4 separate regions of the Homo sapiens genome follow, and regions 2, 3 and 4 are each linked to region 1. A link is an interaction called in ENCODE POLR2A ChIA-PET data of the cell type or tissue named here. Cell type or tissue: OCI-LY7. All regions are shown on one strand.

Region 1 (8,000 bases):
TTTGAAACCAGCCTGGCCAACATGGAGAAACCCTGTCTCTACTAAGAATACAGAAAAATTAGCTGGGCATGATGGCAGGTGCCTGTAATCCCAGCTACTTGGGAGACTGAGACAGAAGGATCACTTGAACCCAGGAGGCAGAGGTTGCAGTGATCCAAGATCACACCACTGCACTCCAGCCTGAGCGACAGAGCAAGGCTCTGTCTCGGGGAGGGGTGGCCAGTGGGGAACATGCCTGGAGGCTCAGTGCGGTGGCTCATGCCTGTAATCCCAGCACTTTGGGAGACCCAGGTGGGCGGATCACTTGAGGCCAGGAGTTCGAGACCAGCCTGGCCAACACAAGGAAACCCGGTCTCTACCAAGAAAACACAAAAATTAGCCAGTTGTGGTGGCGCATGTCTGTAGTCCCAGCTACTCGAGAGGCTGAGGCACAAGAATCACTGGAACCTGGGAGGCGCAGGTTGCAGTGAGCCAAGATTGCACCACTGCACTCCAAAATATTAAAATAAAATAAAAATAAATAAAAACCTTGCCTGGGAGCAGGTGCTCATTCAGGAGAGGTCACAGATTGAAGGAACTTTCCTCCATCCACATGTGACGGTGCGGCATACCCCTGCTTAGAATCCTGCCTCAGTGGTTCCCAATTACCCCAAAAGTCCAAGTTCCTTTCAAGGGCGTGCAAGATCCCTCTCACCTTCTGGCCTTGCTTCCCATTTTACTCTGGCAAGGCTTATTTCTAGGTACTCATCAAGCTGTAGGCCTCTGTTCACACTCACACTATACCCTCATTCTCACTCGCTCTGGGCTCTGGCCCGTCCTCTTCACCTGATCAAATTCCTTCCTCTTCTGCCCCAGGCTCTTAGGTCCCCCTCCCTTTGTGCTCCCTTAGCGTACTGGGCACGCACCACAACGGGTTGGAAAAGTGTGCTTCCAGGTCAGTCTCTCCCCTCATGCTCTCCCCCGGGGCCCAGAACAGCTCTCAAGACATAGCAGACACTCAACAGATGCCCACTGGACTGGGCTAATCTTTCTCTTTCGGGAAGGGCACCAATCTCTCCCACAGGGCACTGTGTCATTGAGGTTGGGGGCGTGAGAGCCAGAGGCAGGTTCCAGGAGTCCTTGCTCTCATCCACACCCACCTTCCTCCAGCGACTTCAGACTCAGTACAGGACACAGGGGGCAGCTTGCACTGGCAGCTTCCACAACGTGCAGGAAATCCCTTATCCAGATCACACTTAGCGCTCTGCTTCTCGGCTCCAACCCTCCCTGACACAGAAGTTCATGGTGACAATGCACAACATCTCTCACCGTAGAAGCTTCAGAAAAGGAAGACAGGGAATGTCCAACTTTTTTTATTTTTCTGATTGTGAGGTTTCCCTTATTTATTTTAGAGACATTGTCTCACTATGTTGTCCAGGCTGGTCTCTAACTCCTGGGCTCAGGCAATCCTCCCACACCCCAGCCTCCCAAGTGCCAAGCCAGGCACACACCACCATGCCTGGCTAATTTTTAAATTTAGTGTAGAGACAAGGTCTCGCTATGTTGGCCAGGTTGGTCTCAAACCCCTGGTCTCAAGTGATCCTCCTGCCTTGACCTCCCAAAGCACTGGAATTACAGGCATAGGCCACCACACCCAGCCCCTTATTTTTTTAATCCTTAGATAATGTAAGGAGTTAAGAAAAGTCACACACGCAACACTGGGAAACACTTGGTTTTAAAGAAAGACTCCAAGTTAAAAGAGAGACACAATAGCTTGAGGAGGGCGAAAGCTAAGTCTCTACCTGGTGTCTTATCTTCCTGCTTGACCTCAGGGGAAAAGATTAATAGTAAGATTTACGAAATGTTAAGAAGACACTTGCTGGGGTGTCTCAGTTATCAAAAAAAATAAAATAAAATAAAATCATACCGTGAAAGTGGCAAAACTCCATGGTGGTATCTGCTTTATCACAACAAAGACATCCCCTGGCCCTTCTTTCTAACCTGTCCTGGCTCCCCACACACTGCTAGAAATGAAACCCCAGGCTGGGCACAGTGGCTCACGCCTGTAATCCCAACACTTTGGGAGGCCGAGGCAGGCGGATCACGAGGTCAGGAGATCGAGACCATCCTGACTAACACGGTGAAACCTCATCTCTACTAAAAATACAAAAAATTAGCCAGGCATGGTGGCGGGTGCCTGTAATCCCAGTTACTCGGGAGGCTGAGGCAGGAGAATCAGTTGAACTCGGGAGGCAGAGGTTGCAGTAGGCTAAGATCGCGCCACCGCACTCCAGCCTGGGCGACAGAGTGAGAATCCATATTAAAAAAAAAGGAAAAAGAAATGAAACCCCAAACCCAGGAGCGTAGGAAAGAGCTGAAATAACACTTTAAATATTCACGATGGTAATTGCAACTCCTACCTCATAATCATGACTTCTCTTTTCCATATTTGGGCCCCGGCTTCCCTGGAGGCACTCCAGGGGCCTTCACAGACATTATCTAATGCTAGGCAGGTCAGCAAGCTAACCATTAAGTACTCTTTTTTTCCTCCACTCTCTCTGATCTAAGCCAGTTTGGACATACTCATAAAGAACTAGTGAGTTCCCTTCCAAGATGGGTGGCTGCTAAGATAGCTCATGTAGTTTTGGAGTGGAAGCCCTTAGGATGTCAAAAAGCTTAACTTTAAACATCTCAATCTGATTCCAACAGTGAAGTTTTCAAAGCTGTCATTACTCCCCCATCCCCAATAAACAAAGCTGGCAGATGTATTATCAAATGATTTCTATAGCTTTTTTTTTTTTCCCCAAATACCTGCTGGTTTCACCCCTGCAGAGATCTGATTCAATAGGTCTGGTGTGGCTGTGAGAAACTGTGTTGTTTAAACTCCCCCAGGTGATCCACACAGCCAGAAGATAGAGAGCTAGGTCTAAAGTGTCAGAAATTATTGCTACTAAAAGGAGGATCGACTGGGAGCTTCTTAGAACTGCAGAATCTCAGCTTCCCCAAACCTACCCGCCCCCAGCCCAAACCCTACCCCCCCCCCCCCACCCGCTGCCATCACAATCTGCCTTTTAACAAGATCCTAGGAAGAAGGGCACATCTGAGTTTAGGCAGCCTAAGGCTACACTGTCGTCTGGCCTCAGAATCTTCTAGGGTTTTTGTTTTTTGTTTGTTTCCCCTTTACAAATGGGAGGGCACAATCAAAATTCACATTCCAGTTTTTTCCAGGATCTTTATTGATGAACAACAGAGTCAAATCCTGCTCTCACCCTCACCATCCTCCTAGAAAACATGACTAGTCAGATTAAATGTAAAGGGAGTCAAAAATGAGACAAAGCCTGTTTTTTAAATTAAAGCAATACATTGTTCCATTTGTGCTGGCAGCATCGGCACTTGCATTACTGCGCATGTTTAAAGCTGCCAGTCGAAATCAGCTCTAGATAGTCAAAGCAGCAGAACCTGCAAAATCTTTTAGCGTTAAAGGGCTTTATGTGGAACCAAAGCATTCCACGGTAAATAATTTGTGGAGCTAATGAGAACTACTAATTGCATCCATTCTTAAAAATCAACATACTTGAAACTTTTTAAAGATTCATGTGCTTATTTCCCTTGTTCAAATAACATCATAAGGCATCCACAGGAAGTTGTGGTTTCAATTAAGACATGGCTGCATATTAAAAAAAAAAAAAAAAAAACACCTCACAGTACCCTATCACAGAGCTCAGCCAAGACTCCCAGAAGTTCTCCGAACCTGACAGATTTGGGTGCCCCTCATGCTAATTACCGTCTGGTTTGAGGTTTGTGAACATAGCCAAGGCCACCCAGACAATGCTATACCATAGTACAATTAGGGGTGAGAGAACACAGACTCTGGAGTTAAGCCACCCACCAGCCCACGTCGAGACCTGCCATTTACAATCTGTGCTCCCTTGGGCAACTTACTTAATGTCTCTGGTCCCTGGGAAGTGCTATATAAAAATTTGCTGTTTGCTGTTTTCCTCATCTAACATGCAGTCCCATGAATGGTACAGATAAAGGAACTATGCACACAGTGGGTGCTCAGTTATTGCTAATGGTTGAAGAACTCTCCATTCACCTGGTATTTCCCTCAATGAATATATCATTACCAAATACCAGCAACCTTTTGGTGTATCAAGAAAGGTACTCTTGGGAAGGTGTTTTTCTTCCCCTAATGGTGAAAAACAAAAACCAATGGATACAAGCATCTTCTTAATCCAATGTAACAGTCTCCCTCTCCAGTCATGTACTTAATATGGTTCATTTATTTTATGTCTCATATCTTCTCAAAAAATAAACACTACTATAGAAAAAGTATGAAAAGCATTTGAGCAGGTGAAAAATGCAGTCTACAAAACAGTAGACTGGGCCAGGCACAGTAGTTTATGCCCGTAATCCCAGCACTTTGGGAGGCTGAGGCAGGTGGATCACTTGAGGTCAGGAGTTCGAGACCAGCCTGGCCAACATGGTGAAACCCTGTCTCTACTAAAATACAAAAATTAGCTGGGCATGGTGGTGTGCACCTGTAATCCCAGCTACTTGGGAGGCTGAGGCAGGAGAATCGCTTGAACCAGGGAAGCGGAGGTTGCACTGAGCCGAGTTCGCGCCACTGCACTCCAGCCTGGGCGACACAGCGAGACTCCATCTCAAAAACAAAACAACCCACTAGACTGGTACCAATTACTTAACAGTTATTGAGATCACAAAAAGTGATTTCCAGAATGTTCCAGGTAGGGAAGTGTCAGACAACATTGCCCTCACGGTATTAATACTATACAATAACACTGTATAGTATTCTGCTGTGTAGTAAGACACAGCAGAAATTGGGACGTTGCAACTATTTACCCATTTTCATCTATTTTAAGCACTCATGACAAATGAACAAGTGATAGATAGTTCAACATGCATTTACTAAATCCATTTCCTTAGGCAGTTTCAGCAGCCAATGTTTTCACATAAACTTAGTACGTGAATTTTACAACTATGTTTGGTTTTCGGTTTTCTTTTTCATCAGAGGCTCCACTTTTAAGAATACCTGTCCTTCTAATTAGTTCTCACAACACAATCCTGGGAAGTCAGGCTGCCAGAGTTCAAATAACTGGGTTGACCCTTAATAGATCTGCAATCTTCAAGTCAGGCAACCTCTCTGAGCTTCAGTTTTCCCATCTATAACATAGGAATAATCACTACTTGGGGCAAGGGATGGAGGGTAAGGAGTAGCTGAGTTAATACAAAGAACAATACAGTTGCACTGGATAAATGATGCAGTATCTACTCACAATTGCAAATTCACATTCCTTTTCACCCTGTACCAGGTCCTGAAGTGGTTACAAACAAGATCTAACAGATTCTCCTTGTCCCTCAAAATGGAGGAAGACAGGTAATTCTTACACATGTTTAAAGAAAACTCACCCACCACTTTATCCCTAGAGGTTGGCCATGACAGCAACACAATTGTAAAGCTTGCTGTAATCAGCACCATGCCCATAGCGTTTTTACCTTCCAAGGCAACAGTGCAGACCGAGGGAGGATCCAACCTTGTTCACGCCTCTGGGCAATTATGCTTCTTGTTCTCTGCTTGGATGGCTCTTAGCAATGGCAGGAGCCTCTTCCTCATCATTCACGTGTGGGCTCCAACTTCTCCTCACCTGAAACAGCCCACACACTCCACCAGCCACTCTAGCCACTCTAGCCTTTTCCTCTCCTGTGTTTCTTCATGGCTGCATGTTTCACTATCTATAATTATCTTTTCACTTGTCTGTGGTTAAGCTCTCTGTACTCTGTTGGAGTGTAAGCTCTCTAAAAGCTCAGACCTTGTTAAGCTCATTCTGAAATGGCTCCTAAAATGGCACCTGTCACAGAAAGGGCACTCAGTGGACAGAGCTAGGTAAGATACATGTGTGTTTTGATCGTTGCAGCAGCTATATCGCATTTGCATCTGGTTCTACTGAGTGTTTTGTCTCTTCAGACTGCTTTTACCTGCCTTTTGGCATGCCTTGTAATTTTTGGTTGAAAGCCAGACATTTCATAGAAGGTAGCAGATACTAAGGTAAATGAGCCCTTAGTGTGGAACTGATATTAATCTAGTCAGGAGTTGAGCTGCGTTGAGGTTTGTTGTTCCTATGAACATCAAAAACTTCAAATTCCTCTAGTGACCTTTTTTGTCCCCTCTCTTGGCTTTGGGGCTTTCCTTTATGCTGTTCCCAGTGTGAGCCTGTCTCTTGCAGCTCTCCCTGCTGTAACCCACTGTTATTCCTGGGGGCTTGCTAGCCTGCAGGTGGGGTGAGGGAAGAAGGGCAGTTCTCTAATATTTCAAGTCTCAGTCTCTAAAATATACACAGCGGGCCTGTGTCTTGAAGGTGTAGGCTTCACAACGTATTTGCCCTAGGGATACAGCTCCTCCCACCCCAAACCCCCAGCTGTAGCAGGTATCACCAATGTTCTCAGTCTACCACCCGCTTAAAGACCTTTTTTTTTAGGTGAGATGGAGTGGGGAAGGGGCTGAAGGGGAGCTCCATCCCCCATCTGCAATGGTTAATTCACCAGGGCCCTCAGACCATAGCCTTCCTCTGCAGAATAAGCCTTTTGCTCCTTAAAGGAGAAGGGTCTAAGTAGATTGCTCAGTGGTTCCTGAGCCAGCACCATGAGTTTTCTCTGAATTTTCCCTCACCCTCCCAGTTAGAGCCAAATGGGGTTCCTGGAAGAAAAGCCTGCAAAGGGATAGGACCCCCTCCCCCACAACTGCTGCCCTCAAGACTTCACACTCTCAAGTTAGCCCACACTCAGCCTCCAGCAATTTGTCAAATTTTCTAGCTTAATCTTCCTACCTACTTCTATGGGGTCTGGTGGCTTCTGCTCCTGTAAACAAATGCTCAGGTCCTGTCCTGTGTCTCAGAAGGCACCTCTTTCCAGATTTTGAAATGGTCGTTTGCTCTGCAAACTCAGTTCTCTGTTAATTTCCAATCTGTCCAGATTTTTTCTTGGAAGCGTGGGAGGGACATCTTTGCAGCTCTCTACATCTCTGAGCTGAAATCAGAAGTCTACTTATTTATTTTTTTAAGGATCAGAAGTAAGTATGACAAAATGGCAACATTTGATAGAACTAGGTAGTGGGTAGCTAGATGTTGGTTATATGCTCTTTTATATTTTCATGGTTCAGTAACATTTCAAATTATAAAATTAAGTTGTAGGTGGCCATGGTAGAAAAGAGTACTATAATATAAATAGACTGAGGTATGTGTACAGCACTTGGTTCTTGTTCAATAACTTACAGAAATCACCTGAATTTTAAAATACAACCAGCATTTTTGGCAACGCTTCAGAAATTGTCCTGAAAAAATATAAATCACTCCAATACACCATTAAATGTCAGTATCAGCCAGGCACGGTAGCTCACGCCTGTAATCCCCACACTTTGGGAGGCCGAGGCAGGCAGATCACGAGGTCAGGAGATCAAGACCATCCTGGCCAACATGGTGAAACCCTGTCTCTACTAAAATACAAAAAATTAGCTGGGTGTGGTGGCGTGCACCTGTAATCCCAGCTACTCGGGAGGCTGAGGCAGGAGAATCACTTGAACCCGGGAGGCGGAGGTTGCAGTGAGCCGAGATCGCACCACTGCACTCCAGCCTGGCGACAGAGCAAGACTTGTCTCAAAAAAAGAAAGAAAGAAAAAAAAAGTCAGTATCAAGGGAAAGGAGAAACTGAAATGGAAAAATTAATGTTCTAAAAGAAAACAAATGTATCTTAAAATGTGCATGTTTATAAATCAAAGTATATGAAAATTACATGTTAATTGATTCACTATTCTTTAAACTGATATCCAACCATCATTAATATTCATGGAAAACGATAATTAATAATGCATGTGCCAGCAGACCATAGGTCAACCAGCAAGTGCCAGATCCCAGATTGCAGTACATTATGCAACACCTAGTAACCAAACATCTTAAACCTTCAGACGGCCATGCTTCCTTTTACCCACATTCCTAATTTAATATAAT
Region 2 (8,000 bases), 190 kb before region 1:
GAGCCTAATGGCCTCGTGGTTCTCCTGGGCACATAATCTCATGCCACAAAACCACTTCTAGTTTTTCCCATTTTCAACTGGTTGGAAGTCCCATTTGCTGGAGTTTTATCATATGTCTCACATTTGTCCTCCGAGTCCAATTCCACTTCTACCGCCTGACCCAGGGCTCATCCAGCCTACTGTAAACCTCCTCACTTGGGCAACGCTTCCTGCCCAGTATATATATAATATACACACCACTGTCAAATATAAAATTCCTTGAATAAAATCCCTGTAATCAGTTAATCTCCATCCCACTTCAGGCATCCTGACCCTGAGCCTGCTTTTTGTCCTATAGCAGACTCCCAAGTCTCGTGATCAACAACTTCCAGCTGAAGCCCAAAATGAGAAAAGGCTTTCCAAAAAACAAACAAACAAAAAAACCTGCTGATAACACATAAGGGAAAGCAAGAAGGTGACAGAGAAAGAGAGGAGATCATGTTCAGGGCCCATGGAGAACCCATGGTCTCCACGACACCAGTGGGATTAGAAAAGGGCTCAAGTACCAGATGTGCAGCTGGCCTAAGGCCTTGCTGTAGGGCCCTGGGAGAGCCATGGCTTGTATGGCTCATTTGTACCTTGTTAGATCATACATTCCAGCAAGGTGAGGAGCACATCTGACTTTTCACCATTATACCCCCAGCCATGTACACAATGCCTCATATAATAAGTATTTGTAGAATCAATGCAGACTCTTTCTAGCCCTGAGAGTTCTGCGATCTCCTCCAGTCCAATACTTGAATTACTGTAGAACAGGATGGCCTCTATCTGCCTAAACTCGTGGGAATTCTCTATAAGTTAGCATAAGGCCCACCTCAGGTAGCAAGTAATTCATCACCACCTTCCACTGCCCCAGTGGTATCTGTTACAAAGATAAGCTGACCCCTTAGGGTCTTCCTTAGGGAAGAGAGTGCAGATTTTGGAAATCAGTCCTTAGTCACAGACTATAAATTCTAGCCCCAACTAACAACAAAAAAAACCAAAGACCCTTGAAGTATCAAGTTCAGATTTACCCAGAACAAAACAAGGGTCCAAAAGTCTTTCAACATGAAAGGATGCTTATCTTTCTGGAAAAATGACATTGAGAAGTCCAAGTAGATAGTCTGGTCCTGCCCATGTCACATCACCCCCTGAATACTAGCATCAGTCTTCAAAGAAGGGATTTATGAACAGGAGTGGTGGCAGGATTTGGTGGCTCCTGAGGTTCTTCTGACCCTAGGATGTTACAAACATTATCAATGATAACAGAAAAACTTATGAAGGAAGCTGGGAGTAGAATTTCTTTGACCCTAACTCTTGGAATTAGGTTTCTTCAAAACTCAACTTGAAACTCACCTTTAAGAAACTGACTATGATGAATGCCTTATCTTTTCTCTAATGCTCAGTACAGTGTTAATTTGCAATTAATGATATTCAATTCAATAAACATCTATTAAATGCAAAATATATTTAAGCTCTGTAAGCACCAAACCTTAAACATGCAGATGCAGAGAACATGATCTCTAACCCCAGGGAGCTTAGAGATGTATGGGAAAGACAGACATACAATATTACGCAAGGTCCTTTGGGTAACAGGGATCAAATGAGTGCTCTAGTACCAAAAGAGGAGAGAACCATTAACAGTTTTTGCAATAATCTGAAATCTTTACATGTGTGAATGGTTTGCTTAGCTGAGGACTGGTCTTCCTTCCACATTCATTTCAGGTCATCTGATACAGAACTATGCCCACAAAAGGCATTCAAAAAAAAACTATCTTTTTTTGCAGGGAGACAGAGTCACACTCTCATTGTCTAGGCTGGAGTGCAGTGGCATGATCTCGGCTCACTGCAGCCTTGACTTCTTGGGTTCAAGAGATCCTCCCACATCAGCCTCCTGAGTAGCTTGGACTACAGGCACATGCCACCATGCCTGGCTAATTTTTCATATTTTTAGTAGAGATGGGGTTTCGCCGTGCTGCCCAGGCTGGTCTTGAACTCCTGGGCTCAAGGGATCCATCTGCCTCGGCCTCCCAAAGTGCTGGGATTACAGGTGCGAGCTACCACACCTGGGCTCAAACTTTCTAAACAGTGTAAATCCATGCTTCATCTTAGTCTTATGCAAATAATAACCCAAGAACCTTTTTTGCTTCACATGTGAGAAAAACAATATAGAAAATGTTAATGAGCAAAAGCCCATCCAGAATAACTTTGGTTTTTTTTGTGGTTTTTTTGTTTGTTTTTGTTTTTGCTTTTGTTTTGAGACGCAGTCTCACTCTGTCGCCCAGGCTGGAGTGCAGTGGCGTGATCTCGGCTCACTGCAACCTCCGCCTCCCTGGTTCAAGCAATTCTCCTGCCTCAGCCTCCCAAGTAGCTGGGATTACAGGCATGTACTGCCACACCCGGCTAATTTTTATATTTTTAGTAGAGACAGGGTTTCACCATGTTGGCCAGGCTGGTCTCGAATTCCTGGACTCAGGTGATTCGCCCACCTTGGCCTCCCAAAGTGCTGGGATTATAGGTGTGAGCCACCGAGCCCGGCCCAGAATAACTTTAGATCCCATACACCCCTACGGGAGAAAATGGTACATAATGACATTGTATGTCTCATATTTCCCCTTGGTGATGACTGGCTTGGATGGCCCATCTATATTCTGCTTCTTAAGGAAAACACTAACAGTGCTACTCATTGCATAATTCAAAGAAGAGAAGGGAAGCATGAAGGGAGAACACAATATGTCTAATTGTTCTGATTGGTACAAGAATAAACACAAGGTCCATGGATGAGATAAGTACAGTCAAAAGAGAAAACTGCCAGTGTGATTTAGTGCTACTAGCAGAAGTAGAAAAAAAAAAAAAAAAAAAAAACAAGAAAAATAGCCAAAGAAAAGAGTCTGCTATAAGACAGAAAGTGGGCACAGGGTCAGGATGCCTGGAGTGGGATAGAGATTTACAGAGAAGCAAGGCATTTTTTTCCCCCAGCAATACAAGCTAATTTAAGGGAAATAGGAATAATTTTAACAGCAAAATGAGAAGTGAAAATAAGTCCTCTTCAACAAACCAGACAAAAGAACTAGTCTTTTGATGGCAGAGATGAAGAGACTTGTATGAGGGCTGTGCTTTCGAAAGTATAAAATAGCAGCAAATTCTATTTATTTGTTTGTTTATTTGAGACAGAGGCTGGCTCTGTTGCCCAGGCTGGAGTGCAATGGCATGATCTCGGCTCACTGCAACCTCTGTCTCCCAGGTTCAAGCGATTCTCCTGCGCCAGCCTCCCCAAGTAGCTGGGATTACAGGCACCTGCCACCACGCCTGGTTAATTTTTTTGTATTTTTAGTAGAGATGAGGTTTCATCATGTTGGCCAGGCTGGTCTTGAACTCCTGAACTCAGGTGATCTGCCTGCCTCGGCCTCCCAAAGTGCTGGAATTACAGGCGTGAGCCACAGCGCCTGGCCTCAGTTTATTTACTGAGAACCTAAAATGGCTCTCAAACCTGGCTGCACACTTAGAATCACCTGGGAATTTTAAAAAAAAATGCCAATGGCTGGGCTAGACTTCTAAAATGTGCAGGACAGGAGATGAATCCAGGGGAGAAAAGAAAACCATCATGTCCTTGTGGGGCTCCCAAGCTCAGAGTCTAGTGGGAGAGGCAGACACAGTGAATCAGAATGGCACAGAAACACTGGCAGAAGTGCTAGAATGGATTTACAAACAAGTGGGACCAAGACAAGCTGGGCAGCCTGGAAGCAGAGAACAAGGACAAGAACTGAGGCAATGAGAATGGTCAAGGGCAGACTTGCTGAGCGTAAAGGAAGAGAAGAGGGAGAGAGGAAAGCTGTGCTCATGGAAGAGAATATACAGGAATTAGAGCTTGGAACAAACCCTGCCCCTCCAACATCTACTGAACAGTGATATGAGGTGTGAGGCAAGACAGCACCCACTGAGTGACAGGGGCAGAAAGGAGGGGCAGGTGATCAACCGCTTGTGAGGCCCGACTGCCATCAGGGCGGAAGTGGATGTCCCCAAGGAAGACGGTAGAAGTTGAGTGAAGGCAGGATGGTGAGGCAGTAGCTGACCACTGAGGAGAGAGGTAACGTGGCCCAAGTACTACAATTTGTTTCCAAATCTGGGGCGCTATTAATAAATTACACCAGGACCCCAGGCATAACTCCAGACGACAGTCACCTTCATGGAGTTTTAGACTCTAATACAAATGAGAAAGAGCATTGTAGGCAGGTGAGGGGATGAACTCTGAATGAGGTGGGAGGTAGAAATGAGAAAAGGAGCAGCATGTAGATGACGCTTCCAGAAAGCTGCTGTTTAGACATAAGCTCTATTGGCATGAACTCAGGGGAAAGTAGACCTAAACCCTTAGCAAGAATATGGAAAGAAATCATATTTCTGACATATCATTTTTACTCTTTCAAACTCAAGTCCTTAAAATGGCCAAAATGGTTTCTCTATGCCTCAACACCAGGGAGATATTAGGGTAACATATACTTTTCCCTATAAAATGCAAATGATGTTTTTCCTTTTAAGGAATGAATGAATTGAGCATTAGGCGTTGTGTAGTCCAGCCTCTGCGTTCTGCTACATCTCAGGTTATCTACTCCCTCCTAGCATACTGCTTATAACAGGGAACTCACTTTGTCACAAGGGAGCCATTCCTTATTTTGCCTGACATGTTCAAGTGGAACTCAGAGAGAGGTGGAACAGAGCAAGCATGGGCCATGTGACACTTAAGCTGTTCCCTAGTGACGAAAGCTCCCTGGATCTCGGTTTCCTGACACATGTGAAAATCTTTGCAAAGTATAAAGAGTGACACAAGAGCTGGTTGTTGTTATTGTCATCATCGTGATTATATGGCCTGGTCCGAATCCCTGAGGGACAATGTGACCAGGAGAGCTGCTTAATTACACTCATGTGCATTTGTCATGCGACCCAGCGCCATCCTCGAGTGCCAAGGAGCCACTCCTAGTCCCTGCTGCCTCAGGTGAAACCCCCTGGCAGCAGCTCACACACTTGGAGGGGGTCCAAGGGGAGGGATGCCAAGGCCCCGGGGTGTGTCTGAGGAAGGAGGCCTTGCCCAGACTTCAGTATCGGGCCTCAGTCTGTTCAATCTTGCCAGCATGGCCCCGTGTAACCTGGCCGAAGTGCTCCACACAGCTGAGAGCGACTCCCTGACATACAACCTGTGGGCACAGAGAGGGCACGTGAGACCTGGTGTGCCTACCTCTAGTCTAGGCACTTCAAATCTGTAGAAAAGACAAACTTGCCACCTAGCTTGTACATTGGTTAACAGAATGAGCTACAATCTCATCTTGGGCTGTTTTGTCAAGAGTACAAAGCCATGTACTAGATGAGTGGCTCTCACACCTGTCTGCACATTTAGAATCACCTGGGAATTTAAAAGAAAATGCCGATGTCTGGGCCAGACTCCATACCCATTAAATCACAATTTGGGGGTGGGGAATGGGCACAGGAAATCAGTGCTTTTACAATGTCCCTAGGTTTTTCCAGTGTGTAGGCTGAGAATCAGTGATTTAAGAGGAACGCTTCTCAAGCTTTAATGTGCATGCTTCTCACTTAGGGATTTTGTGAAAATGCCAATTCAAATTCAGTAGGTCTGGGGCAAGTCTGAGATTCTACACTTCTAAGAGGTTCCCAGGTGATGCCAATGCCGCTACTCCGTGGACCATACTTTGAGTCACAAGGTTCCTGAAAACGATAAGCTCCTTGAAAATGAGGATTCTTATCTTCACACCTCTGTCTCCATCTAATTCCTGCCGTAGTGCCCGGAACATGTCAATTCTGAATAAATGTTGACTGAATAGATGAATGACCCAATCTTCCTCCAGACTGTTGTTCCACTTCTCTCCACTTTCAAACATCAGAAGTGAGGTCAAACTGAACAAGGGGGAAGCAGGTATAGAATTCCTACACAAAGGAAGCTTCATCTATATGATCAGGCTTTACCTGCTGATCTGTTCTGAATTTATTATTTATTCAAAATTGTGGCAAAAACTTTAAAATTACCCCAAAAAGGAAGGCTACATTTTCTCAGGCATTGTAAGTGTCTTCTTTGAGTTCAAATGGGAACATGCAGCTTAGAAACAGACATTTCAAACCAAAAACTGAAAACATAAAAATGGGTACACCACTTGATGCAAACGAAAAAGAAATGTATTCTGCTCAGTCACTTCTGGTGGTCAGCTGCCCCCAGGCTCCCCAGTCCCAATTTCCCAGAAGTTATCCAGCATGGCTGTTCTTCATGACCTTCCCTGATATCATTTGAGGAGAAAATGAGTGTTGGACAATTTGGGTGAGGCTGTTAAGTGAGCCTCAGCATGCCCCCAGAGGGCCTCACACCCTCAGCATCCACCAGCAGTATGGAAACAGGCATTTAATATTTGCTAATGAACGCCTTCTGCATAGAGCTTAGGGGTGGGGGCTATTGAGCGAAAGTTCCATGGAAGCCGGGGCCCAGAAGCACTCATCTCTGCCTCTGCTTGTTAACACCTCCCCAAGAGATGCAATTATTCTGCATGGCTGGGATTTCTCTCAGAATTTTCTACATCCCCATAAATCAGTTACTAAAGGAGGCTCAGCCACATATCATGGTTTATAAGGTAAGAAGAAAAAACGAGGACTACACTGACTACTATTCAGTGTCAGAAGCAATGCCTGGCAGGCCAAAAGTAAAGAAAGAAGCCTGAGGAGACAGTCCTAGGGACGAGCTTACTCAAGAAAACACTACATTCCAAATGCCAACATCACAGGATAACTAAGGCTTAGGCAGTCATTCACTTTTTTTTTTTTTTTTTAGACGGGGCCTCACTCTGTTGCCCAGGCTGGAGTGCAGTGGCATTCCAAAGTAGAGCCATTGTTGAACGTCTTTATACAGAAGGATAAATACATCATGGCTCACTGCAGCCTTGACCTCTCAGGCTCAAGCAATCCTTCCACTCAGTCTCTCGAGCAGCCAAGACTACAGGCATACTCCATCATGCATGGCTAATTTTTTAATTTTTTGTAGAGTCAGGGTCTTGCCATGTTACCCAGGCTAGTCTCAAATTCCTAAACTCAAGTGATCTGCCCGCCTCGGCCCTCCAAAGTGCTGGGATTACAGGTGTGAGCCACCACGCCTGACTGGCAGTCACTCACTCTTTTGTAATACAACGAAGTCATGACCCAGAGTGGAACTACTTACAAAAAATCCTGGCTTCTTAGCAGGCAACAATTTACAGGCTTTGCTATACTAACTTTTGCTTTTTTCTTTTTACATACTATATAACTAGCAACAAGAAACTGGGTGGATAACACACAAAAAAACAGTAAACACATTTCCTCTTGGGGATGCCAATATTAACTGAAGCAGGTATCAATGCCTGAAAACTGTACTCAGAAACACCCCTATGTCTTCTTCAAGCCACCTCACATTTTCCTGCTTCTTCACAGATCTAGTCATTTGCGATTATATTATCTCAACAGTTGCTGAGCAACTGTGCATGCTGTTGTTCAAAGACTGGATTTTGTTGTCTTCCCTGAAAGAGTGTTGAGTTCTGCTATGGTAGGCAGGTTACTTGCAGGTCAGCTTGACTGGTCAAGGCTTGGGTTTTTAGGCTTTGTTACAATGGGTCTAGGGTAGTGCTGTTCCTGTGGCTGGCTTTTCTGGGTTCTCAACTGGATGCCAGAAGTTCTCAACACGAGGATAGCACCTCGTGTTTTTCTACTCTGCTTAGCTAGAACTCTAACATCTCCCATTACTGGTGATCTCTGGGATATCCACTCAGCTCACAGCCCCTCCAAGTTCTTATTTTCTGCCAGGCCTCGTAGAGTCTTGCCCTACTGATGCCTGGCTTAGTATTTGGCCAAATCATCTAGATCTATACATTTCTGACACTCTTTCCTTGTGTAGCTCATTCTTTTGCAGTTCCCTGCCCTGAAAATTTGAGCCACCCCAGCAGTCCTGAATTACAGCTTGT
Region 3 (8,000 bases), 400 kb before region 1:
ATATTGCACATAGAAAACCCTAAGGAATTCAATAAAACCCATTAGAGCTAATACATGAGTTCAGCAAGGTTGTAAGTTACAAAATCAACATTTACAACTCAAGTGTATTTCTAATACATTATCAGTGAACATCCAAAAGTGAAATTAAAAAAACTCCAGTATCAAAATAATAAAATCCTTAGGTATGTACTTAATAAAAGAAGTACAAAATTTGTACACTGAAACTACAAAACTATCATTGAAAGAAATTCAAGAAAACCTAAGTAAATAGAAATCCATCTTGTGTTCATGGATTGGAAGCCAGGATGGTTAATATGGCAATGCTCTCCAAATTGATCTAGATATCCAACGTATTCCCTGTCAAAGTCCTAGCTGCCATTTTTCTACAGAAATTGATAAGCTGATCCTAATATTTACGTGGAAATGCAAGCATCCACAATAACCAAAACAATCTTGAAAAACAAGAACGAAGTTGGAGGGCTCACATTTCCTGATTTTACAACTTACTACAAAGCTACAGTAATAGAGAAAGCATGGTGCTTGCATTAAGAATAGACATACAAAACAATGGAACGGAATTGAGAGTCCAGAAATAAACTCCTACATTTGTGGTCAACTGATTTCCAAAAAGAGTACCAAGACCACTCAATCAGGGAAAGAATAGTCTTTTCAAGAATAGTCTTTTCAACAAATGGTGCTAGGACAACCACATATCCACGTTAAAGAATAAAGTTGGAACCCCTACCTTACACCACATCCAAAAATGAATTCAAAATGGGTCAAAAACCTAAACATATAAAAGTTAAAACTATAAAACTCTTGGAAGAAAACATAAAAACCATAGAACACCTCAGGCTAGACAAAGCTTCTAAGACAAGAGCCAAAGGCACAAATGACAAAAGAAATAAATAGGTAAGTTGTACTTCATCCAAATTAAAAACTTTCGTGCTGCAAGTGATACCATCGAGAGAGTGAAAAGACAACCTACAGGATGGGAAAAAGCATTTGCAAATCATATCTGATAAAGAACTTACATAGAGAAAAAATATATCACATATATATGTATATATCACTCTTAAAATCAATAATAAAATGATAAATAACCCAATTATAAGTGGGCAAAGTTTGGAGATAGCTGGCAAACACCACTTTCACCAGATGATCCACGTTAACATCACCAATGATGACACAGAAATATTGTGTCCCTTGTTATGAGGCACTGAGAAGGACACAACATCATTTCTGTGATATTCCTGCCAAATACATAACATCAGTGTACTCATGAGGAAACGATAAACAAATCCAAGTCAAAGGACTACCCAAAATAAACTGTCTGTACTCTTGGAAAGTATTAAGTCAAAAAAGACAAAGACTGATGATGAACTCTTTCAGGTGAAAGGAGACTATGCAGACGTGACAACTCAATGCAACATGTGATCCTGGATTGGAACGTGGACCAGAGGAAAAACCTTTTGTTTTGCTATAAAAGACATCATTGGGACACTAAGTAAAATTTGGATAAATGTTGTAGATTATAGTACTATATCTATCTTAATTTCCTCATTAGATAACTGTACTGTAATTACACAAGTCAGTATCCTTGTTTTTACGAAATACACTCAAGTATTTACAGGTAATGGAGCATTGTCTACAACTTACTTTTAAACAGTTCAGAAAAAATAACCATATGCATAGAGCGAGAATGTAAAACCAATGTGGTAAGGGGTAAACCCTGAGAAATTCTGTGTGAAACGTATATGGAAATTCTTTGTATTGTATTTTGAAACTTTCCTATGGCTGTAAATATTTTCAAAAATAAAAAGTTTAATTTTTTTAATTGGACTAAGAATTTGAATAGACATTTCTCCAGAGGTATATAAATGGCCAATAAGCACATGAAATGATGCTCAGTATCATTAGTCGTCAGGAAAATGCGAATCAAAACCACAATGAGATCCCACCTCACATCCACTAGGATTACAATACTCAAAAGACAGATAATAACTAGTGTTGGCAAGGACGTGGAGAAATTGGAAGCCACATACATTGCTAATGGGAATATAAAATGGGAAAATGGTCTGGCAGTTCCTCAAAAGGTTAAACGTAGAGTTACCATAAGACCCAGCAATTTGACTCCAAGAGAAATAAAAACATGTCCTCACAAATACTTGCACGTGAATGTTCAGGGAAGTACAATTCATAATTGTCAAAAAGTGCAAACAATCCAAATGCCTATTGGCTGAAAAACAGATAAACTGTGGTATAGCCATACAAAAGAATATCATTCAGCCACAAAAAGAAATGAAGTACTGATACGTGTTACACATGGATAAACCTTAAAAAAATTACGCTAAGTGAAAGAAGCCAGTCACAAGAGACCACATACTGTATGATTCCACTTATATGAAATGGCCAGAATAGGCAGAGCCATAGAGACACAAAGATTAATGGTTACCTAGGGCTGGGGCCAAGATGGGGCGAGGTTGAGGGAATGAGGAATGACTCTATGGATAGTGTGTTTCTTGTGGGGGTGACGAAAATATTCTAAAACTAGATTATGGTGTTGGTTGGAAAACTATGACTATACTAAAAAATGCTGAATGTTATGTTATTTATTTTTTTGAAGTGGAGTTTCGCTCTTGTTCCCCAGGCTGGGGTGCAATGGCACAATCTCAGCTCACTGCAACCTCCACTTCCCGGGTTCAAGTGATTCTCCTGCCTCAGCCTCTCAAGTAGCTGGGATTACAGGCATGCGCCACCACACCCGGCTAATTTTGTATTTTTAGTAGAGGCAGGGTTTCTCCATGTTGGTCAGGCTGGTCTCAAACTCCTAACCTCAGGTGATCCACCCTCCTCAGCCTCCCAAAGTGCTGAGATTACAGGCGTGAGCTACTGCACCTGGCCAAGTTGTGTATTTTAAATGGCTGAATTACCTGCTATGTGAATTACAGAAATTTTAGAGCTTTTTTGAGATGTAAGTTAACATTTCAAGAAAGACAGTAATAGCAAGTAAATATCTTTCAGAACAAAGGCCCTTTAAAAATGATTCGCCATAATTACATTGCAAATACCTGAATTGGCTGTAACTCACCTACTGCACTGCTCTTCGGTGGAAAAGTAGATTTGAAAGTCATCAGAATTATCATGGACATAAAGAAAACAACACCTTTCATCAAACTTTGATAGGCTGTAAAATTTCAAAGCATAATGTTTATACATAAGTTATGATACCCACTCTAAATCTGCAAGACAATCTTTTCTTCTATTTTATCAATTCCTGAAAGATTCATTAATGTTTTAAACAAACACCCCCCGAGTCTGCCTTTTATTTCTCTATGAAATTTAAATACCAGAGACATTTATCTTGCTTATATTTGAGTTTGTATTTATCAACTGACCTTAATATGAACTTACTCTTAATATAATTCAGTGCTAAGCAAAGCATACGGGCAACAGAAAGGGGAATAAAATATGGTTCTCTGTCCTCAAGGGGCTTATAATCTCATGAAAAAGAAAGGCAAGGTATTTGTGAAATAATTTATTGTGGTATTAAGGGAATTTCTAGATTCGGAAAGTATCAGGACACAGTATTTGTGGCCACACAAGGGAAATGGAAATAAACATGGCACTGTAGCTCAAGAAAGGCCTTTAAATGTTTGTTATCTGGTCCATCTCCACCCAGGGTCTGTACCTGATTCTACAGCTCATCCAACAAGCAATATTCAGCTTGCCTGGACATAGCCAGTGACAGGAAATCTGCTAGTAGATTGTATGTCAGAGAGCAGTGGCCCTCATGCCAGGAGGTATTATGGAGAGGAAGGCTAGATTCTCTTCTATCATTGTCCCTTCAAACAACTGAAGCCACTTTATCTCATCCTTTCTAAGTTATCTCTTGCTGAGATCCAAACTGTCCTAGACCATTCTTTATGTTATAGATTGCATGACAAACACTGGGTTGGAACACCAAGAGTACAGAGGAGATTCAAAAAGAATTAGAACTAGATTATAAGTGAGCAGGTTTTGAAAATCAATCTGTAAAGCAACCACCACAGTTAGTTGGAGAGCCTCTGGAACGCTCAAAGTATACTCTTCAGGTCACATGGGTCCCGGGGAGGGGTGGGGCGAGGATGATACGCCCTCAGGCCCTTTGTAAATCCCCACTGATGGCTGAAATGGCACCTAGAGGTATCTCTATGAGGAGGCACAAACAGAAGGATCTTGACTACCTGCTCTAACACAACTTAATTACTAAGTAACACATTTTTGAAAATCTTCACAAGGCACAGTGGCTCATGCCTGTAATCCTAGCATTTTGGGAGGCTGACGCGGGCGGATCACTTGAGGTCAGGAGTTCGAGACCAGCCTGACCAACATGGCAAAACCCTGACTCTACAAAAAATACAAAAATCAGCCAGGCATTGTGCCACACACCTGTAGTCCCAGCTACTCTGGAGGCTGAGGCAGGAGAATCGCTTGAACCTGGGAGGCAGAGGTTGCAGTGAGCCGAGATCGTGCCACTGTACTCCAGCCTGGGTGACAGAGCAAGACAAAAAAATAAAATAAAATAAAATAATTTAAAAAATAAAAATACATATTTTACTAGCAGATTTTCTGTCACTAGCTATGCTCAGGCAAGCTGAATATTGCTTGCTGGATGAGCTGTAGAGTCAGGTACACACACTGGGTGGAGATGGACCAGATAACATTTAAAGAAAGGCCTTTCTTGAGCTACAGTGCCGTGTTTATTTCCATTTCCCTCGTGTGGCCACAAATACTGTGTCCTGATATTTTCCGAGTCTAGAAATTCTTGTAATACCACAATAAATTATTTCTCAAATACCTTACCTTTCCTTTTCATGAGACTATAAACTCCTTGAGGACAGAGACCATATTTTATTCCCTTTTCTGCTGCTTTGTGTATGCTTTGCTGAGTGTATTTCAAATTGCCTTGTATTTCCTGGGCAGTATCATCCCAATGCACTACTTTGTACTTAAATTATTTCCCTCCTTTTAAGTGATGTTGATGGTATCCTAATTTCAATACTGATGTTTCCAGGACAGGATCACACTATGTCTAGAAGTAACTGGGGATTCATTCAGTGGCTGAGGTAGCCTCAGAGTCAGAGAAAGGAATGTTCTAGTACAAGCCCTTTATTTGAAGAAAATAGGGAAGAAACTGAGACTTAGAGAAGCTGAGTGACTTTCCTAACATCACCCAGCAAAGAGAGATTAGAACTCACATCTACTTCACAGCCAGTCTCACCCTCGAATGAGCTGCCAGGGTGACAAGTGCAGCTGAGATGTTTAGCCCTGCTTGGGTAAGGCCACACAGCTCAGGCTCAAACTGTCATCACTCCTGAACCAAAATGCAAGAGCTACTCCTCTCCCGAGAATACACCACCTCATGCCCTCCCTGAAAAAAATCTCCCAGCTCCATTACTCTGTTCACAAGACCCCAACCCGAGTGTTGCCACTAATCATCTCCTGGCTTCAGTTCTCAGAGTCACTGAGCACTTGAACATCTTTGGCTCAAAAAAGATACATCTTCTCTTCCTACCGATCACTTCTTTAAAAAAAATGGCACAAGTGAGTTTAGTCTGCTGAATATGAGCAAAGCTACTCTATTATAATAACCCAAGAAGTTCTCACTAGGAGTACACTAGTATTAATAACTAGCTCAGGAAGGACAACATAATAGAGAGTCCACTTTGGATTCCATTAAAAATAAGAACATTCCATATTATGAGTAAGTGGAAACATTAAAGTGCATAAAACATTATCATCATTTGCATTAAAATAGTAACTCCATTTTCTCCTATGTTCTTACCTTATTCCCTTTATGGAAGAGGCTGTAAAATTCCATTCGTGCATCTGTTTCTGCAAGTTATCAAAGACAGAAGTCAATAGTTTGAGTTTTTTAAAGCAAATGATTTTTTTTGTTTCATTCTATGGTCAATCATTTCTGCTATTTTACCTGCAGTGGTGATTTTTTTACGGGTTACAGCAATACACCTTGTATAACATGGAACACCAGAAACATTTTCTTATGTATTATAAAAATTCATTTGTATCTCTAATCCAGTTTAAATGATGTAAATTTGAAATAATCTAAGTTTCAGATAGAAATAATAAGCATAGAATAAACACACAGTGAGTGGCTTTTCATCTTCTGTCAACATAGTAGGCAAACTCTAAAACAAGCATGGGACTAGCCCACCTAAGTTGAGTGACTTGCAAAAATGTTGGGAGAGGCAAGACTGCGACAGACACCTTTCAGCATTCATCAGTCTTCCTTTTCTCCCTGAACATAGAGCTGAACTACAATTCCCAGCCTCCCTTGCAGCTAGAGAGATATACAGTGGAGTTTTGGCCAATGGGATGTGAGCAGGAATGCTGTGCATCACCTGCAGGCCTGACTCAAAAACTCCACAGCAACCCTCTATTTCCTCTTTCCCCATCCACTGCAAGATGGAATGCCCCCCACCGCCACCCTCTGCAACCTGGATATGACATGAGGCATAGATAAACTTTTATCATGTTAAGATATTGAGATTTGGGGGCTGTTTGTTTTAGAAGCTAGCCTACCATGACTAATAAAAAAACTAACTGGGATTTCAAACAGCACCCAAGTTGCACTTACAAACAAAAACTAACTCGGTCCCCTCCCTTCACTACCACTACACTTTGCACAAAGCTAAGCCTGAGAAGGAACATCTGAAACTCCAGTTTTGGAAAATCCATAGGCAATAACATCAATACATCACAATTGCAGAAAATAATTTTAAGTAGGAAAATCCATTTGGGCCAGGCGTGGTGGCTTACACCTGTAATCCCAGCGCTCTGGGAGGCCGAGGTGTGGGGGCGATCACTTGAGGTCAGGAGTTCGAGATCAGCCTGGCCAACATGCTGAAACCCCGTCTCTACTAAAAATACAAAAATGAGCTGAGCATGGTAGCACACGCCTGTAGTCCCAGCAACTCAGGAGGCTGAGATGGGACAATCAGTTGAACCTGGGAGGCAGAGGTTCCAGTGAGCCAAAATCACTCCACTGCACTCCAGCCTAGGTGACAGAATGAGACCCTGCCTCAAAAAAAAAAAAAAATTCCATTTGGTTGGCCTGAGGAATGTCACAAGTGACCAACTAAGCCACCCAGGGAAGAAAAGTATGAGAACCATGTGACTGAGCATTTGGCTCAAGAGAACTGCCATGAATAGGCACATGACTAGTTTCTTGCCATCCTGGAGCAATGACAACAGGAACAGACTGGGAAGATGGTTTCCGATGGGAGAAGTTTTAGTCATACGTGTTGATCAAGCACCTACTATGTATGTGCTAGGCAAAGTACTAATACTGAAGACACAGCAGAGAACCACAAAGTTCCTGCCCTCATGGGCCTTGCATGTGAGTGAAGAGAGATGGACAATAGATTAAATAGTAAAATCATACCATGGGGGGCGGTGAAAAGTGTTATGAAGACAAATAAAGTAGGGAAGGGCATTAAGATAGGGCAGGGGGTCACGTTGTTCAACAGGATGTTCAGGGTAGGCGTCGCTGATGACTTCTGAACAGAAAGCTAAAGTGGGGGAAGAAGGAAGCCACGTGGATGCCTGGGGGAAGAGTTCCAGGCAGAGGGAACAGCAAGTGCAAAGGCCCTGAGGAGGGGTGTGCCTGGCACGTTCGGGGACCAACAAAGAGGCAAATATGGCTACAGTGGAGTGAGCGGGATGGGAGTAGAAGAGGAGGTTGGAGAGCTCATGGGCAAATCATGCAGGACTTCTAGGCCACCCTCGGGATGTCAGCTTTGACTCTGCGTGAGACAGGAAGCCACTGGAGGCTTCTCATAAGAGGGTAGGAGAATATGAAAGCCAGCAAATCACATCCAACTGCATAGAAAGGCTAAGTGTACTTCAGAGGAGACATGAGTCCAAAGTCATGCAGAGAGGATAGTGGCAGACAGCAGGAGTCGGCCTTTGGATTCAGGCACAGAAATGGGAGCCAG
Region 4 (8,000 bases), 100 kb after region 1:
AGGTGGGACTACAGGTGTGCCACCACACCCGGATGAAAAATGAGCATTTTTGTATATGTAGGTATGTACACCTATATGTGTATATATACATATATAGAGACAGAAACAGAGTAGAAAAGTGTATGTGTGTGCATGCAAAGTGGGTATATATGTGCCAAAAGTACACAAGGATTTTTTTCTCCAGAGACAGGGTCTCACTGTGTCGCCCAAGCTGGAGTGGTATGATCACGGTTCACTGCAGCCTTGACCTCCTGGGTTCAAGTGATCCTCCCACCTCAGCCTTCTGAATAGCTGGGACCACAGGTGCGCACCACCATGCCCAGCTAATTTTTTTTTCTAATGTTTTGTAGAGACAGGGTCTCACTATGTTGCCCAGGCTGGTCTCAAACTCCTGGACTCAAATGATCCTCCCCCTCCTCAGCCTCCCAAAGTGCTGGGATTACAGGCGTGAGCCACTGTGCCTGAACACAAGGACTAAGACCAAACTGTTAACCATGCTTACCACTGAGTAGTAGGCATACAGGTCATTTTAATGTTCTTCTTTATACTTTCCCATATTTTCTAGGATTTCTTTCCCGTATCAAGCATGCATTACTCATAACCAGAAAATAATTACTTCCATTTCGTGTAAAGAAGTAACTTTTTAAAATGAGCATCTGAGACCTTAGGGGCTAACTGCAGCAAGCAGCTGTCACCAAAATTTACACATGTAGGAGTTAGAACGGCTAAGAAAAAATATGTCAACTATCTTTATTAACTAACGCTCTCCAGAATGTGGTTTAGGTATACATGTTCTAGAAGTATGTTGGAGCCATTGCTATAAATCTACATATCGTGTTCTCTTTAGATTCTTGTTTTGAACTAAGGTCTATGAGGCCAGAACATCTTGGCGGGCGCTGCATGTCATCTGGTTTCTAGGCAGTATTTTAGAAAGGCAGCTCAATTCCCCTTCTTGCCCAATAGGTGGGGCAAGAAAGCTTTAGAAGAGTCCCCACCTGCTAAAACATGAACAGGAAGAGACCAAATTGCAGAAAAACCAGTTAGAGCGGTTCAGAAGTCATCCCCATCCAGTTGGGTGGGATGTATGCTAAAATTTTCCTAGGGTGAAAACTGTTTCCAGAGAGTTTTCTAGAGAATACCAAGTTGAGAGTCTATAAAATCTGTTTCAATACCTGACAATCACACTGTAACCAGGACTTTTTTCTAGCGTTTGAAATTAAAATAGCTCAGGTTGAAATGCTGAGATATCATTTTTCATGGGTCAGATTGGCAAAATTCAAAAGCTTGTCAATACACTGCTGGCCAGACTGTGGGGTAAGTGGCACTCTCATCCACTGCTGGGGGAAATGCACCCTGGTCCAACTCCCATGGAGAAGGGCTGGCAATATCTAACAACATTCCATATACATTTTACCCTTCGGCCCAGCAATCTCACTTTTTTTTTTTTTTTTTTGGAATTTACTCTGAAGATTCACTTCCAACAATATGAAAATAAATATGCACAAGGTTATTGATTACAGCATGATTTGTAATTGCAAAATGTCAAACTACCTAAATGTCCAAATATAAGAGTGTGGTTGAATAAGTTATGATAACAGCTACACAGTGGAGTACTATGCAGCTATAAGGAAGAATGAGGCCAGGCATGGTGGCTCACGCCCATAATCCCAGCACTTTGGAAGGCCAAGGCAGGCAGATCACCTGAGGTCAAGAGTTTGAGACCAGCCTGGCTAACATGGTGAAACCCTCTCTCTACTAAAAATACAAAATTAGCTGGGTGTGGTGGCAGGCGCCTGTAATCCTAGCTACTTGGGAGGCCCAGGCAGGAGAATCGCTTGAACCCAGGAGGTGGAGGTTGCAGTGAGCCAAGATTGTGCCACTGCACTCCAGCCTGGGCGACAGAGCAAGACTCCGTGTCAAAAAAAAAAGACAATCGCACAAACTGGTATGGAACAATTTCCAAGATTTCTTAAGTGAAAAAAGCAAAGTGCAAAAGAGAATATAGAAGATGCTGCTTTCTGTATATGGAAAAAAACGGGGAGGGGGGGCGGAATAAGAAAACATACATATATCTGCTTGTCTATACCAAAAAATACACAGGAATGAGAAACCCGAAGTTGGTCACCTACAAGGAGTGGGAAGGAATAGTATTGAAGGAATACAGGAGGAAGTGACACTTCCCTGAGCATACCTTTTGGTATAGTTTGATTTGAGGAAGTATGTTAATGTTCTACATATTGAAAAAAATCAAATCAAATAAACATGGATGGTGGGGAGAGCTACCACTGAAAACAAGTTGGAAAAAACAACTGTATTTCTAATGAAGAACATGACCATATCACAGGGGTAGGAGTGGAGGAGACTAATGCAAGTAATTTATGTACACAGTATTTGTCCATATACCTTCTGTCTTTGGGGCATGGCACTGAAGAACCGCAAACAAATCCTGAACTATTTTTAGTAGGTTTGTTTCCTGCTGTGGTATAAGTGAAGCAATTCCGAAACTACTTTAGATGTATTATGGGATTGAGCAAATGATTAAATCGTTTGATGTTGGGAGCCAGGGTTCTCACTGTGGAGGAAGGGACATACAAATATCAAACAGGAGAAGGCAAGGAAGAATCCTATGGAGATGGATGGTAGGTGCCAGTGTGACCTCATCATTTCTAAAATATGTATATATATGCATGTATGTGTGTGTGTGTGTTTCCTAGATATGGCTGCTGAAAATGCTTATAAGCAAAGACACTCCAGTAGCAATGGGCACTAGGGCCCAAGTCTTGGACTCTAATACCATCCCCCACTAAAAGGAACCAGGACTCCTTAGAAAAATGAATGATTTCAAGCCTGGGGCAGGGAATGTCCAAGATAAAGACCAAAACATTTTGTTATGCATCAGAGCAAAGAAGTGCTAAAAAGAAATGATAGGTGCATATCACAATTTGCAATTGCAAAAATATGGAACCAGCTCAAATGCCCATCAGTCAACGAGTGGATGAAGAAAATGTGGTACACACACACACACACACACACACACACACACACACACAATGGAATACTACTGAGTCATAAAAAGGAATGAAATAACGAAAAAGGAATGAAATAATGGCATTCGTAGCAACCTGGATGGAATTGGAGACTTTTTTTTTTTGAGACAGAGTCTCACTCTGTCACCCAGGCTGGAGTGCAGTGGTGTGATCTCACCTCACTGCAACCTCCACCTTCTGGGTTCCAGTGATCCTCCTGCCTCAGCTTCCCAAGTAGCTGGGATTACAGGCATGAGCCACCACGCCCAGCTAATTTTTTTTTTTTTTTTTTGTATTTTTAGTAGAGACGGTGTTTCTCCATGTTGTCCAGGATGGTCTCGAACTCCTGGCCTCAGGTGATCCACCCACCTCAGCCTCCCAAAGTGCTGGGATTACAGGCATGAGCCACTGCACCTGGCTGGAGACTATTACTCTAAGTGAAGTAACTCAGGAATGGAAAACCAATATTGTATGTTCTTACTCATGCGTGGGAGCTAAGCTATGAGGATGCAAAGGCATAAGAATGATACAATGGACTTTGGGGACTTGAGGCAAAGGGTGGGGGGTGGCAAGGGATACTGTAGATTGGTTACAGTGTACACTGCTTGGTGATGGGTGCGCCAAAATCTCAGAAATCACCACTAAAGAACTTATTCACGTAACCAAACACCACCTGTTTCCCAAAAACCTACTGAAATAAAAAAGATAAAGTCAAAAAAGGAATGATAGGTCCATATCAAGAGGACACAGCAATCAGCTTAAAGGGGCTCCCACTGGCCAAAGCTAGGATCATTTGAGCTCCCAAATAATCAAGGACAATAATGAATTATAAGCCACTGAAAAAGTAGAAATGAATCCATATCAATAATAAATAGACAAATAAGCAGGGAAGAAGGGAGGAGTCTTGCTTACAGCAGAATGCCAATGCCAGCTGGTAAGTGTAGAGGGAGCACTGGAGTTAGAAAATCATCATTTTGCCACCATAGCCATGAAGATTGGTTTGGACCAAAATCATCAACATGCCTGGGCATGATGGCTCGCACCTGTAATCTCAGCACTTTGGGAGGCCAAGGTAGGAGGATTGCTTGAGGTCAGGAGTTCAAGACCAGCCTGGACAACATAAGGAGACCCCCCCACCGCCCCCCACCATCTCTTAAAAAAAAAAAAAGCCAGGTGCAGTGGCATGCACCTGTGGTCCCAACTACTCGGGAGGCTGATGTGGGAAGATCGTTTGAGCCCAGGAGGTTGAGATTGCAGTCAGCCATGATTGTGCCACTGCACTCCAGCCTGGGCAACAGACGGAGACTCTGTCTCAAAAAAAAAAAAAAAAAAGAAAAGAAAAGAAAAGAAAAGAAAGAAAGAATGGAGGCCCTCTTTAAAAACCAGAATGGTCTTCATTTTGGGTTTGTCTGATGATTCTTTATGATTATATTCAAGTGCTGCATTCCCAGCCAACATACCATATTAGTGATGCTGTGTTATCTATTGTTAGCAGTGGAGAATCCATATCCGTGTCACACGGCACCAAAATATCTTCCGGCAATGAACCTGTACGGGTCTGCAGCAACCTCAATTACTGCCTCCTCAGAAGAAAAAATTGGACTGAGAGGCATAAGGCAGAAGGAGAGATGGAGGCAAGTTTTAGAGCAGGAATGAAAGTTTATTTAAAAAGTTTAGAGCAGGAATGAAATGAAGTATACTTGGAAGAAAGCCAAGCAGTCGACCTGAAAAGCAAGTGCACGGTTTGACCTTTTGACTTGGGGTTTTATAGGTTGGCATACTTCTGGGGTCTTGCGTTACTCCTCCCAACTCCTGAGATCTTATCGGGAAGCTGCTGATCACCATTATTTTAGAGAGACAGTTAACCACCGCCTGACTATCACCTGATGGTTGCCTGACACTCCTGGTATGTGGGTCGGGGGAGCCCTCTCCTGCCCTGCTCATACCAGACTAGCTACCCACTGTAACAGTATCACACTGATGTCCATCTGCTCCTCCTTGGTGATGTTAATTTCCATCCCCTAGTCAAGGAGTTGTCTGTTCTTTCCACTGTATAATTGCTGTTTTTCCTTCCTGCCTTGCAATAAATAAGCGATCTGTGAGAAGACACTTTTACACATTGAAATGTCCTGCTCATCAAAATTGCCTCATATATTTAGTATCTATTGATGACTCTATTTTTTTTTTTTTTTTTTTGCCTTAAGTGATCTTCCTGCCTCAGCTTTCCTAAGTGCTGGGATTACAGGCATGAGCCACCATGCCTGGCCAAAATATATATATATTTAATTATCATGGATACATAATAGTTGTATATATTTGTAGGCAACATGTGATATTTTGATATAAGCATACAATGTGTAATGATCACATCAGGGTAATTGGGATATGCATCACCTTAAGCATTTATTATTTGTGTTAGAAACATTCCAGTTCCAGCTGGGTGCCGTGGCTCACGCCTGTAATCCCAGCACTTTGGGAGGCCAAGGCGGGTGGATCACTTGAGGTCAGGAGTTTGAGACCAGCCTGGCTAATATGGTGAAACTCCATCTCTACTAAAAATACAAAAATTAGCTGGGCATGGTGGTGCATGCCTGTAATCCCAGCTACTCCAACAGCTGAGGCAGGAGAATCACTGGAACCTGGAAGGCGGAGGTTGCAGTGAGCCAAGATTGCCACTGCACTCTAGCCTGGGCGACAAGGGGAGACTCCGTCTCAAAAAAAAAAAGAAAAGAAAAAAAAAAGAAACATTCCAGTTCCACTCTTTCCTTTTGAATGGATAAAGGAAACATGGTGCATATACACAATGGACTATTATTCAGCCATAAAAATAATGAAATCCTGTCATTTGCAACAACATGGATAGAAACTGGAGGACTTATGTGAAGTCAAATAAGCCAGGCACAGAAAGACAAATATCACATGGTCTCACTCATATGTGAGAGCTAAAAAAAAAACACACACACACAAAACCTGAATTCATGGAGCTAGAGTAGCATGGTTACGAGGCTGGGAAGGGTGGTGGGGAGGGGCGGGTAAGGAGGAGATGATTAATGGGTACAAAAATAGGTTGATACATGGAGTAAGACCTAGTGTTCCATAGCATAATAGGGTGACTATAATTCACCTCCAAGCCTCTTAGTGAAAAGGAAAATTACAAGACCTCTGTTCTCGAAATGCTAAGAATTTGAAGTGGAAAAAGGTGAACTAAAGTATTGGTAGAAATGCCCATACGGAAAAATAGGTAGAATGTGGATCAATGGCAGGGAGGGAAGAGGCTGGGGAGGTGAATGAATACGCCAAGGCTTGGGGTCAGAAGGAAGCCCACCGAGGGTGGCCAATGACACGTCTTCTCACATAGCACCTGGCCCAGAGCAGATGCACAGAGCCTGATGGTTCATCCCTGCATCTTCAGGAAACCATGAAACAAAGGTCTCCTGGGAGAGCTGCTGGGAGACAAGGTTGGGTAGTAGAAAACCTGAAGGGCAGCCCACCTCCCCACCTTTCTCTTCAAGCAGTTCATAAGCCAGGTGCTAGAATTTGAACTTTTTTTTTTTTTTTTTCTGTGGGTACCAGGAAGCCACTATAAGATTTTGCTTAAGAAGGTGGCTTTTGGTAGCCACAGTGGCTCAGGCCGGTTGTCTTGGCGCACACGGAGGTGAGGCTACACATTCGAGGCCAACCTGGTCAACGTTGACCAAAAAAAAAAAAAAAAAAAAAAAAAAAAGAAGCTGGCCCTTTAGCCATTCAGCAAGTATCTTTCTTTCTTAGTTCTGAGTCAGGCACTGATCTAGATAGAGGGGGAGAGATAGACAGGTCCTTATTTGACGTGCTTAATCTTAAGCAGGGGTGTGTTTGGGTATTCTGGGAACCCAGAGGAGGGGCAGCTAACTCAGCGAGGCTAGGTTGGGAAGGCCACCAATCTGAGTCTTGTTTATCCAGATGGTCACCTGAGTTGTTGACACCTTTTGGCTATTGTGAATAATGCTGCAATTAAAGTTGCCATACAAGTGTCTGAGTCCCTGTCTTCGATTCTTTGGGGGAACACACCCATGAGAGGAATCGCTGGGCCACATGGTAATCCTATGTTTAGCTTTTTGAACATTATTTTGGGAACTTTTTTTCACCATAGTTGTTAAGAGACTATTAAGTTAGTGGCATTGTGTTCCCTGCAATCACTTGCAGAAACTGTCATCAGGGAGAACTCAACATTAAAGTCTATTTCTTCTTTACTAAATATTATAATGAGTATCATTAGAAGGGATTAGAATTTGGGATGAGAATTTACATTAGAAAATTATTTGTAAAGTTCTATCTACTTTTTAACATCTTAAATGATGTGTACATCAAAACAAACAAAACCCTTAAATTTTATTTATTTATTTGAGACAGAGTCTCACTCTGTTGTCTAGGCTGGAGTGCAGTGGTGCGATCTGGGCTCACTGCAACCTCCACCTCCCTGGTTGAAGCAATTCTCCTGCCTCAGCCTCCTGAGTGGCTGGGATTACAGGCACGCACCACCACACCCAGCTAATTTTTGTATTTTTAGTAGAGACGGGGTTTCACCATGTTGGCCAGCCTGGTCTCAAACTCCTGACCTCAGGTGATCCGCCCACCTCTGCCTCCCAAAGTGCTGGGATTATAGGCATGAGCCACTGTGCCCAGCCAAAACCCCTAAATTTTAATATAATTCAGGATTTCATAAAACATTTTTAAGGCCGGACAAGGTGGCCTTAAAAATGTAATAAAGTATAATCTCAACTACCAAAACAATAAAGCCCAGAAAAAAGACTAATGAGAAAATACCAAAATGTTAGTCTGCACTAAATATTTATGAGCAGTGGGATTATAGACAAATTTTTCTCCCTTTTACATACTATTCTATCTACTTTGTCAAGGACAAAAATTCAACAAACTGAGTTTCAAAGATCTGATTGGCTTTTATTAGTGATTCATGAACCAGGCAGCATCCAATCT

The links. Peaks named below come from ENCODE experiments on the same cell type or tissue, not always from the same donor. Only the 100,000 strongest peaks of a DNase experiment are listed, where the experiment ranks them.
Region 2: POLR2A ChIA-PET joins it to region 1 with 9 read pairs; 2 of 35 experiments call an interaction of 5 or more read pairs at or near these places.
Region 3: POLR2A ChIA-PET joins it to region 1 with 5 read pairs; 2 of 35 experiments call an interaction of 5 or more read pairs at or near these places.
Region 4: POLR2A ChIA-PET joins it to region 1 with 7 read pairs; 2 of 35 experiments call an interaction of 5 or more read pairs at or near these places.

What each region holds. Positions count from the first base shown.
Region 1 is chrX:19,801,871-19,809,870 of GRCh38, forward strand. The region is part of intron 2 of SH3KBP1 (SH3 domain containing kinase binding protein 1); the gene reads right to left. Among named protein-coding and RNA genes, the nearest start is that of SH3KBP1, 82 kb to the right of the region's middle. RefSeq lists an enhancer at 692-1,612. In OCI-LY7, no CTCF peak of the experiment used is centred here; DNase peaks (open chromatin) are centred at 3,391 and 3,651; H3K4me3 peaks cover 2,388 bases; H3K27ac peaks cover 5,072 bases.
Region 2 is chrX:19,609,096-19,617,095 of GRCh38, forward strand. All of the region lies in intron 8 of SH3KBP1 (SH3 domain containing kinase binding protein 1), which reads right to left. Among named protein-coding and RNA genes, the nearest start is that of MAP3K15, 98 kb to the left of the region's middle. In OCI-LY7, no CTCF peak of the experiment used is centred here; a DNase peak (open chromatin) is centred at 3,076; H3K27ac peaks cover 1,510 bases.
Region 3 is chrX:19,404,097-19,412,096 of GRCh38, forward strand. It overlaps MAP3K15 (mitogen-activated protein kinase kinase kinase 15), which reads right to left. Exons shown (of 29, transcript NM_001001671.4): 12 at 5,828-5,877; 13 at 3,092-3,187. Among named protein-coding and RNA genes, the nearest start is that of PDHA1, 64 kb to the left of the region's middle. In OCI-LY7, no CTCF peak of the experiment used is centred here; no DNase peak of the experiment used is centred here.
Region 4 is chrX:19,904,009-19,912,008 of GRCh38, forward strand. No RefSeq gene overlaps it. Among named protein-coding and RNA genes, the nearest start is that of SH3KBP1, 20 kb to the left of the region's middle. In OCI-LY7, CTCF peaks have their summits at 961 and 1,172; a DNase peak (open chromatin) is centred at 963.